2 separate regions of the Mus musculus genome follow, and region 1 is linked to region 2. A link is a loop called in an ENCODE intact Hi-C map of the cell type or tissue named here. Cell type or tissue: left cerebral cortex. All regions are shown on one strand.

What was found. A loop is a pair of places that touch in the nucleus more often than their neighbours do. Peaks named below come from ENCODE experiments on the same cell type or tissue, not always from the same donor. Only the 100,000 strongest peaks of a DNase experiment are listed, where the experiment ranks them.
Region 1: a loop joins it to region 2, with 2.3 times the contacts of the local background. A loop is called at or near these places in 10 of 42 quality-filtered maps.

The regions. Positions count from the first base shown.
Region 1 is chr19:41,381,728-41,386,727 of GRCm38, reverse strand. Pik3ap1 (phosphoinositide-3-kinase adaptor protein 1) reads left to right here and starts at 1,626. Exons shown (of 17, transcript NM_031376.4): 1 at 1,626-1,771. The coding sequence starts at 1,759. In left cerebral cortex, a CTCF peak has its summit at 2,197 (motif pointing right); DNase peaks (open chromatin) are centred at 1,591, 2,204 and 4,954; H3K4me3 peaks cover 916 bases.
Region 2 is chr19:41,314,998-41,319,997 of GRCm38, reverse strand. The region is part of intron 8 of Pik3ap1 (phosphoinositide-3-kinase adaptor protein 1); the gene reads left to right. Among named protein-coding and RNA genes, the nearest start is that of Gm52406, 35 kb to the right of the region's middle. In left cerebral cortex, CTCF peaks have their summits at 1,978 and 2,189 (motif pointing left); a DNase peak (open chromatin) is centred at 2,188.

The DNA.
Region 1 (5,000 bases), 67 kb before region 2:
CCCGTGGTCTTGCGTGGGCGTCTCCATGGCTCTGCCCTTGCTCTGGTTCTGTCTCTTTACCCCCTTGCCCCACCCACTACTGCTGCCTCAACTCCAACGATGGCATCCATGACAAGGTTCTCAACCCCCAACCCTTTGCATCCTTGCCCTTCTGCCATGACAGGGCTCCCCATCACACAGACACTTCAAGCTCAGGATCTCTAAACTTTAAATCCTCCCGTTAGCATTGCTCTCTAATGGCTTTTATAACATCCGGCTTAACTTTGGCATTTTATAGTCCCTCCTTCTTGGCTCAGGATTCTCAAATTTTCAGTGTCTCAAAAGAGGGGTCTGTCCCTGGATCTCAGATCTAAGGATTTACTGGTCATATGCATTTCTGAGCACATTTTCTGGCCAGAGTTAGCACCAGAGGATAGAGACTCCACAGCAAAAAAGATTGAGCTAACTTTGAGGAACTTAGAGCTGAATACAGGAAGCATCAATTAAAGCCATTCTGGAAAAAATAAAGAAATGTTTTTATAAGCTCAATTAAAGAACTCTAATAGTGTGAAATGGCTATCACGGTGTGTCAGAGTAGGGGCAGAGGCCAAGGATATCCTAAACAGGGGGAATGGCAGGCAGCATGTTCATCTCTGCTTTAGGGACCCTTGGCCTGTGTTAGGTGGAGAAACTATGCCCAAAGATACCCAGACTCAAATCTCTAGGATCTGTGAATTTGCTACATTATAGGACAAGGGTCTGAAGTTGTAGATAGATGTATTGAGGCTGCCATCAAGGGGCCCTTAGATGTCTTTTCCTGGACGATCCGGGCAGTTTAATGTATTCCCTCAGAAGTGGGAAAGGGGCTGGTGACATGGCTCAGGGTAAGGGTGCCTGCTGCCTAGTGTCTAGCCACTTTGATCAGTTTGATTTACCAGAACTCCATGGTGGAAGGAGAGAACAGACTCTGTCCACTCTGTGAACCGAACAACATGTGCATGCACATTCCCACACAAGCACACAAAATAAATAAACTAAGATTTTTTTTTTTTTTTTTAAAGTGGAGGAAGATGGAAGAAAGCCAAAGAGCTCTGATAGTGGAAGTGGAACAATCGTGTGTGGAAGGTTCTTGGCAGTGATAACATCTATCTATCAAAGATTATGCTTAACACCCATGTGCCCTTAGAGGGCCAGATCCAAGGAAATGCAGAAGGGTCACAGGAGGGCACCCAAGGGCAACGCCAAGACCCTAGGGCCAGGTGCTTCTCCTTCCCCTTCCTGCAGGCCTTCCCTATTCTTGGGGGCAGTGTCTCAAGGACAAGTCCCAAGGGACAAGGTGGTTGGGACAGCTGTGCTATGCCTCCCCACTTCAAGTCTGAGACTAGCTAGCCCTACAGTCTGTCTTCCCTCCCCCAGTTCCAGCACCTCAGACTGCTCTTGGGGGACATCGAGGTGGCTGCCTGCTTTCGGGACACACGTGGCACGAGCAGGGGTCGGCGCCGGGAGCTGGCGGCTGGTCGTGTGGACTTCTCACTTCCCCTCCCCAACCGCCGCGCGTGCAGGTGCCACGCGGAGCCCCGCAGGCGGGGCAGACCCTCTGGACACGCCCCCGTGCGAGTCCCCGCTGCCCGGCAGGAGGAAGCGCCAGAGTCGCCACTGTCCTGAGCACAGCTGGACTCTGCTTCTAACCCCGCGCCAGCGACGTCGCCTACCGCGGCTGTGGGCACCGGATACCGTGCTCCGGTGCCAGCCGGGGATGCGAGCTGCTCCCGGGACGGCATGGCAGCCTCAGGTGGGTAGCAGGCGCAGCGCTCTCCAGCTCCCGGCTCCTGGCTCGCGCGCCCCTGGTCCTTGAGGCTCTCTGACACCACCCTCCCAGTCTTGAGACCTGTCTCCCTACTTCTTTAGTCTTTAGTGAGGGGATTTTGTATTCTTTCCGGTCTTTTCTCCAGTCTCTGTCGCAAACTTCCCCTCTGAACTTTCTCACGTTTCCCCTAACCGGTCTGTGCACGATTCTGTCTTGCTCCTGCCTGGGGCTCGACCTATCCCAGTTTCTAAGTCTTCTTTTCTCCCTTCTAGCTGTAAGTTGCCAAGGGTCGCTTTCTCAGCTCTAACTCTGAGTACTCTGAGGACAGTTGATAGGAGGTGGAGGGCGGATTCTGTAAGAAGCCAGATGCTTCTCTTAGGGTCTTATCCAACCAATAGGGGGCGCTCAGGCAGTCTTAGGTGGTCCAGGGACAGCTTCAGAAGCCCCCTTTGTCCACCGCGATTGTATATCTTCTCTGGAATTTTGGTAAAAAACCGAGACCACACTCTAATTTTACTCTTACTCTGTTCTCTATGTAACTTATGTGCCCAGGGGTAATTGGAATTTGGTGGGCAAATCATCAAAAGGTGCCAGAAGTTTCTTCTGGTTGGTCTTGGGTTTCTTTCTAGCTCATGAGCATATGTACACTTGGCAAGTCCTTAGCTCGCTGAGGTTCAGGACAAACCATGTAAGGACAACGTTGAGAGACAGTTAGTGAGCAGCACCTATACACCTCAGTGGCTATAGGCGTAGTAGATTCTTGGTGAGAACCTTGTCGGTCTGGTCTCTGTTCACCACAGAGTTTTGGTGGTGTGAAAGAAAACAGTAACTAAATGAGGAATTGCTAGATGAGAAGAGAGAGTTGCCATGTTTTCGGTTTGGCTGACTTGTGTTTACCTAGCTCCAGCGTGATGCTTTGAGAGAGAATGAAAACCAGATGATAGCATCTCTTGAGAGAGATCGTGTAGCGTGGGCTGGGGGAAGTCAATGCTTGGGAGGGAAGGGAGCAGATGCTAAAGCCAACTGTCTCCAGATCTGCTAAGGTCTAGCCTTGGGTCATGGTACTTTGGAACGAAGGTAGAAAAGGCTTTGATAATACATGCTTATTATTATTATTGAAGGGGCTGGGAGGGTGGTTCATCAATGGCCTGCGGTTCCCTAGCCAGGCTCTATGGGATAAAGCAGCACTGTGGCTCAGGGTCCACTCACTGGACAAACTTTATTGAGTGCTTGCCGTTTCCAGGCACTGTCGTAAGAAGATGAAAGCTGTGTAACTGAGAACAGGGGAGGCAACAGCTCATTGAATAACAAAATCAAGGCAGGTGCATCGGGAAAGTGGACAGGGGAAAGTAGGCAAGCCCTGAAGGAGGGAAGGCAGGGGGTCCTGGGGAGGAGTATGTCCCAGGCAAGGGGTCTATTCTATGTGTTTGAGATACACGGAACAGCTATGGTAGCTGGGTGGATGGAGGGTTTGGGGAGAGTTAAAAATAAGGTGGCTAAGCTCCTGTTTGTCTCCTTTCCTGGATGGGATGGGCTCTGGGCTGCTGTGCACTAGAGGACAGCACACTGGGAAGCCTTTGAGCAACCTGCTTTTCCTGTCCAGTGTCTTGATGGCTGGCTCTAAGGGGAATAACTGAAGGGGCTAGGTTTGAAGGGTGGACTCAGGTTCAGATGAAGACTCTAACCCAACAACCAAAGCTGGGGTAGTGGATAAAGCTGTCCAAAACTCTGCTGTCAGTGTCCTCTGTGGTGGAACACTATGCCAGGCGGTGTGAGACTGCGTTCCTTTGGGCTCCCTGGGTACTTGTCTATACTTATGAGTAGCCCTGAGGGCAGGTCATATATAGTTAGGGGAAAGCCAGGTTTCCCACTAACATGCTATAGGCTGGAGAGCCATCCAGGCCAATATCCTGTATGGCGTCCTTATTTTAAAAACAATGTCATAATGCATGCACTCAATATGCTGTGTGCCCAGCTTTTGATACTGTGGCATGATGTCATCTATGAATGAGTGGAGCCACACCCATAGCTATCCTGGGACACATTCAGCTCATGGGCTACTGATTGGCTGTGCCTGAAAGAGTGCTGTAAGTGGCCTTTAGTGTCCTTGCCAGTATGTGAATCTGGGAGAATGTTATTATCAACTCAAAGAGAGGTCTTTTCTCTTCTCACCTCCTCTCCAGTATTTCTTCTAGATTGCCCCACTCTGGGCTTGCCCATGAATGGGATTATGTAGTCTGTGGTTTTAGTGACTGACTTCCTTCACACTGCATGATGTGTTCAAGGTTCACTCAACTGTAGCCTAATCCCCCGGTCTTCTTAAATTTCTTGCCATTAGAGGGTGAGTGTCAGTCTTCCTCTTCCATTCCCTGACTTGTTTGCTTGTTGAATGGCCTTGAGAGCAACCAGCCTGTGCTTGAATAGTTTCTCTTATTTACCAGAGAGAGTGAGGAAAGCGCCTGGGACTTCCCCAAAGGCGCCAGGTCTGCAGCTGGTGAAGACTAGAGCCCCCCTCCCCCCAGGTCTTGGCCCCCAAGAACCTGAGGATAGCTCTCAGACCCCGACCAGCTCCCTGCCAGGATCACCTCTAAGCCCTTCCACTATTCCTGGTCTTCTAGCACCACAGGGCCAGCAACATGGCTTAGTGAGTAAGGGTGCTTGTCACCAAGCTTGAGTTTGGTCCCAGGGGCCCACATGGTAGAGAGGGAGAACCAAATCCTGTTGCTTGCTCCCAGCCCTCCATACATGGGCCGTGGCTTCATGAACACACCCAGCGTGCACACACACATAGAACAGACAAACAAAACGGTGCACAGGTTCAAACGTGGGCTCCACTCCAAGGTCACCTGCGGTCACTTCTCTGTTCTTTTCTCAGATGGTTTCTGAATCATTCAGTGTCATCTCTCTTTTAGCTCCCCCCTCCCCCAACTGGGACTCCCCTTTGTGGTCAGCCAGCCCTGTCCCCAAACCATTCCCCTCTCCTGTAGCCAAACCTGTTCTTTGAGCTTCAGGAGAACAAAGCCCCTTTCTCAGCTTTGCCTGGGTTTATGGGTTCCTTGCTGGCTCACACGTTGTTTCTCTTACTGAATAGGAGAAAGAGAGAAGTAATTTAGAATGGGGAGCAATGACTTCTGGACTCCCCACACAGGGAGAGCTGCTGACCAAGCAGATGGCCCCATGGCGCTCCCTGGCAGGCCAGGGGGGAACTTGAACT
Region 2 (5,000 bases):
GATCTGTGAGGAAGGAGGCATGATCCACACCATCACACTGTTTTACTCACTGAATCCACATGGCAACCCCACGGATGCTGTTGCTACCTGCTGTTAAAGAGAGGTTCACTTCCCCAAATGCCACAGCTAACAACCTATAGAGCACAAATTCCATACCATTTAACTCAGGCCAAATTTGTCTCTAACTTGGGACGTCGTTGTAGTTCCCGTCCCCTCCAGCAAGCCTTTTGGCCTCTAAGGCTGTTTTCTCCCCATGTGCAGATCCAGGAGCTAGCTAACAAAACAGCTCAAGGCTACTCATTCCTGTAATTCCGACACTTGGGCTGAGGCAGGGGGATTAAGCCGGGCAGTGGTGGTGCACAGGACAGCCAGGGCTATACAGAGAAACCCTGTCTCAAAAAAACAAAAAACAAAAACAAAAAAACCAACCAACCAAACAAAAAGACTAGCCTGGATTACCAGCAGACCTTGTCTCAGATCCTAAACAAGAAGATCCCCAAACAAAGAAACCCAGCTGCTGACATGAACACACACACACACACACACACACACACACACACACACACACACACACCCCTGCTCATCTACCTTCATAGCTAGCATGTATTTCCAAGGACATTTCTGTTGCAGCTACTTGATTCTCTCCCTGGGTGTTGGAGTCACAGTGGACAAAGACCTGACTTTTTCCACTTTAGCACAGGGACTCATGCAGAAAACTTCGGGCAGGACCCTTTAGGAATCCAGAAAGCAGACCTGCTTCCTGGCCCATTCCCTAGCCTGGGGGCTGTTGAACAATGAATTCCTTGCTTACTGACAGTGTCTGTTGACAGTCTTCATGCATGCTGTTCCCCCTCCTCCAAAATATGAATTTTCCCCATCGTATTGCAGGCCTCCCAAAGGGCTCCCATGCTCACTAGTGCTTCAGGGGATGCTATGGGACCAGACTCGTTGTGACTGGAAGGCAACCTGTAAAGTCGCTCAGGGTCAGGAGGGTCTGGATGTCACAGACCCACGGAGGTTACCGGGAAAGAGGCAGGCTGTAGGTTGTAGGGCACAGCTACTGTTTGGGTAGAGAATGAAGTGATGACAGTTTTAGTTTGCCAGATCATATAATCTCTGAAGTTTCTGACAGTTGGCGTGCTCTGGGTTGTTTCTGTGTCTGTGGTTACTGGGTCTAACCCAGGAATGATCTCCTCCCTTGATCTCTTCCCTGCTGGTTCAGAAGATGCAGCCACTCGGGCCTGGGAAGATTCACTCATTTCACCCACAGTGACTGCCCGGGTGAGATGACAGTTTCGTTCTAGAAGAAGCAGGACAGAGGGCAAGCAGACCCATCTCAGATGCTGCGCTAACATGGTGATGCCCACACATTTGCCTTCCCCAGAAGTGGGATGGCTGCTCTTATCTGTTCGGTCTTACCTGGCCATCCTTCTGGACCAGCAGAGAAGGGATTATTCCCCAGGTCGAACCCAGCAACCACAGAACCAAACCACACGAGCCTCTGCTTTACAGGGAGTAAACTACATGGTCCAAGAGTTAGTGACATCCCTAAGTCTATCAGGAGAAAACTGGCTCAGGAATCTGAGTCTTCAGGTCCTAGAGGAAAGTCTGTCTGCCACCACAGTAGGGTAAAGGACCCCCTAACCTGTCCTTCTGGGGTTGTGTTTGCTGCCCTTGGGGCGGACATGCCTCGGGAGCTGCTTCTGTATGTCTGAATAGCCAGGTGTGTCAATGCACACCTTTATTGTCATTCCTAATGGTAACTCTTAGAGGCTTAAAATCAGTGTTTTAGGGAAAGTCACTCACCACTTACTCAGACTATTGGTTCACCGGAGGCTTTAGTATGAGCCCGTGACTGTTGTTGGGACAAATATGTCCTTTTATTGATTAGCGTTGGGAAAAATGAGTTCTTCCCCAAAGGGAGCCTCAGACAACCACTGTGTAGGAAGGTCACAGAGGAGCTCTCAGTGTTTAATGAAGGGGAGCTAAGAGGAAAAACTGGAGGTCTGACCTGGGGATTATGGCTCTGTTCCACTCCCTTAGCTCCCTGAGCAACAGCCCCCACCTCCACCAACGTGTTGTCACACACCCTTAGTGCACACCCCCCCCCCCACCACCACCACACACACACCCTTTCACACTCTCAGTCTTTAGCTTAGATATGCTGCCACCAGGCGGTGACTGTGTGTCTCTGCCTCCAGGTCTTCCGTTTTGCTGCTTCTGATCTGGAGTTTCAAACCATCCACTTGCACACCTTCGCTGTGTAAGAACTGTCTTTGTTTAAGATAAAACAGCTCAATCACTGGATAAAAATCGAGGCACCTGCCCCTAACATGCTTGCTTGTTGTGCCTCCATCCTTGCCTTTGAGGATGGGTTATGGTCCTCACGTCCTGTGATGGGAGTCTTTCTTTTCTTTTGTCAGCATCACCCAATCAATGCCTCTGCTCTGGAAACCTGGGGAGCTAGTGCCTGGAGGCCCTTGTCCAGTCTGTTTCCAGGGTAACCCGCTGCTGCGTTATAGCTTTGCTTACTTACACATCTCAGAGTCTCACCTTTGTCTACGTGGCATAAGGTACAGCATCACGCTGCTAGGAACTTCTAACTCACAGGTGTCGCTGCAATCCTAGAGTGGCTTTCTGTTGTCTAGAATAAAACTTTTCTTTTGACCCCTGACCTTTCTGGGATCTGCCCCAGCCGAGGTTTGCAAGTGGCAGTGCGCACTGCCTTGGCCACAACCATCTTACTGGCTTCCCTCAGCAATTCCCTAGTAGTAACCGTGGTCTTGTGGCAGGTCAACTCTACTTTGTGGTTTCTTTTGCACGAGCTCTCTGATTTTACAGTCCCTGCTAAGAGCCAGGTTCCATCTGAGCCGGGGGGCACAGCTGGACGCTGTGAAAGACCTTGCAGCCAACACTGCAGGTCTCACTCTAGGCAAAATTGTCCAGTTATGGGTGGGCTTTGGAGACATGTCCCATACCCCATCGACATTATTTTTGTCCAGAAATCTTCCCTTCCTGCAGCTGCAGAGGCTCAGACATCCCCTTGGTGACCCGTTTGAGAAGATTCTGTTGAGCAGAGCTTGGAACTACAACAGAGGCATTAGTTCTGGGTACCAGGTCAGATCTGTACCATCTAGGGGTCAGGTCAGGACACTGGGTGCTTCCTGACCTCTCCCTGCTTGGTGAAAACACTGGATTAGATGTTGTAGGGTTAGTTAATGAGATAAAATTCTCTACCACCAACAGCCAGCCTCACCCTGCTTTGGACCCACAACAGCCTACCAGCCATGTCCCTCTTTGGGCACTGCGCATAAATAATGACCTTGGGCTGTCATTAATTATATGTCTCTCTGATTCTGAGCCCCTGGCTTCCATAAGAATGACTTACAGCTTCCTGTCATTCCCCAGCACCCAGCCCAGTACTGTGCATAGGCTGTGCTCAGCCAATAGAGGTGCTAGAAAATGAGATGTCATCCCAGACTTTGTGGAAGTCCAAGTGCAGATTAGCTTGTCCACATTCTAATGCAATACTCTTGGTTTTTGGGGGGAGGTGGCAGATGTAGTGAGATATCGATTAGGTACTGCCGAGTGCAGACGCCAGGGTGGGGTCATAGCTCCCTGGCTTCTCCAGGCTGCCATTTATTTCATATCAGTATACATTATGCTAGTTCTTCTGCCTAAATTGCCTTTTTTCTCTGCCTGAGCAATGCCTAGACTCCTTCACAAAGCCCAAACTCTACCATAGCACATGCTTATTCTTTGTAAGTTTTTTTTAACCTATTCATTCATTCATTCATTCATTCATTCATTCAACGAATCTTTATTAAATCCTTATCAGATCTGTCCTGTGTGTAAGGGACATGGTGCCAGGCGATAAACAGCCAGTGAATAAATTGTCATGATCCCTGCTTCCCAGAGTCTATGTCCCATGGACCCCAAATTCTGTAGATCTGCTCCTGCATGACAGGGCTGCTTTGCCCACCATGTGTAAAGTCACAGGCTAGACCTTGCCCCACCTTTTCACCTGGGCATTTCTGCCCCATTTTCCTCGTTGCTAATGCCAGACATCACTCCCCACCCCTCTGATTTCAGATTGTTCTTCTCTCCTGTGTGTCTCTCCTTCCCATTACTTCTCCATCCATATGTGAAAAGTTAGGCTTTTACGTTGATGTCATCAGTCACCCTAACCTATTCGGGTGTAGTTGGGACCAGAAAAGCTCCAGGTTATCTTAGGTCCTACTGTGTGCCTCCTGCACCAAGACTTCTTGTTTGGCCACAAAAGATACTTCCTGGAGGGTAGAAGAGGGCTCTTGTTGGTTTTTAGGGTTGGAGAGCTTTTCTGGAATAGTCCTTTAGTCCCTGGTGTTTTCCTGGCTTTATATGGTACTGGCATGTCATCTGGATGGAGTGAGTGTCCTCTCCAGCTAAGCCATCTACACCAAAGTTCTGTCCTGAGAGGTGAATCTCACAGGTTTCTTTTGGAATTTGTGACACCGTTGATTCGTTCCTTAATTGAGTGCCAGCTGGGATGTTTTGCCACCTTGAATGCGAGCTTCTTGCATCCCAGAAACGGATCCTTCAAGATCAACCCCCCAGCATCTGTTGTGAGCCTGCAGTGGCTCTTCCAGGAGGAGACTGCGACCTGTGTTGCTTTCTTCTTGTTGTTGTTTTTCTTCTGCTGAGATGAAAAGAACTTTGCACTTTTCCGACGCATTTCAGGTTATTTTTAGCTGACAAGTGGTGAAGGTGAAGTGTTCGGAGTCTGAATCACAAAACCTTGAACATCCTGGAATGCAAGGATGTATTCTTCTTCTGCTTTACCCAACCCCCCGTGTCTGCTTCAGCAAATCCCTTTGCCCACAGAACTCCCTGCGGTTTTTGGTCACTCCGGTGCTACTTGTTGTCTACCTGGCTTCTGGATGCAACAGGTTTCAGATTTCTATGTTTCATTAAGTCAAAGGACAACCTCCATGTTTTGAATGGGAAAGGACAGAAAATAT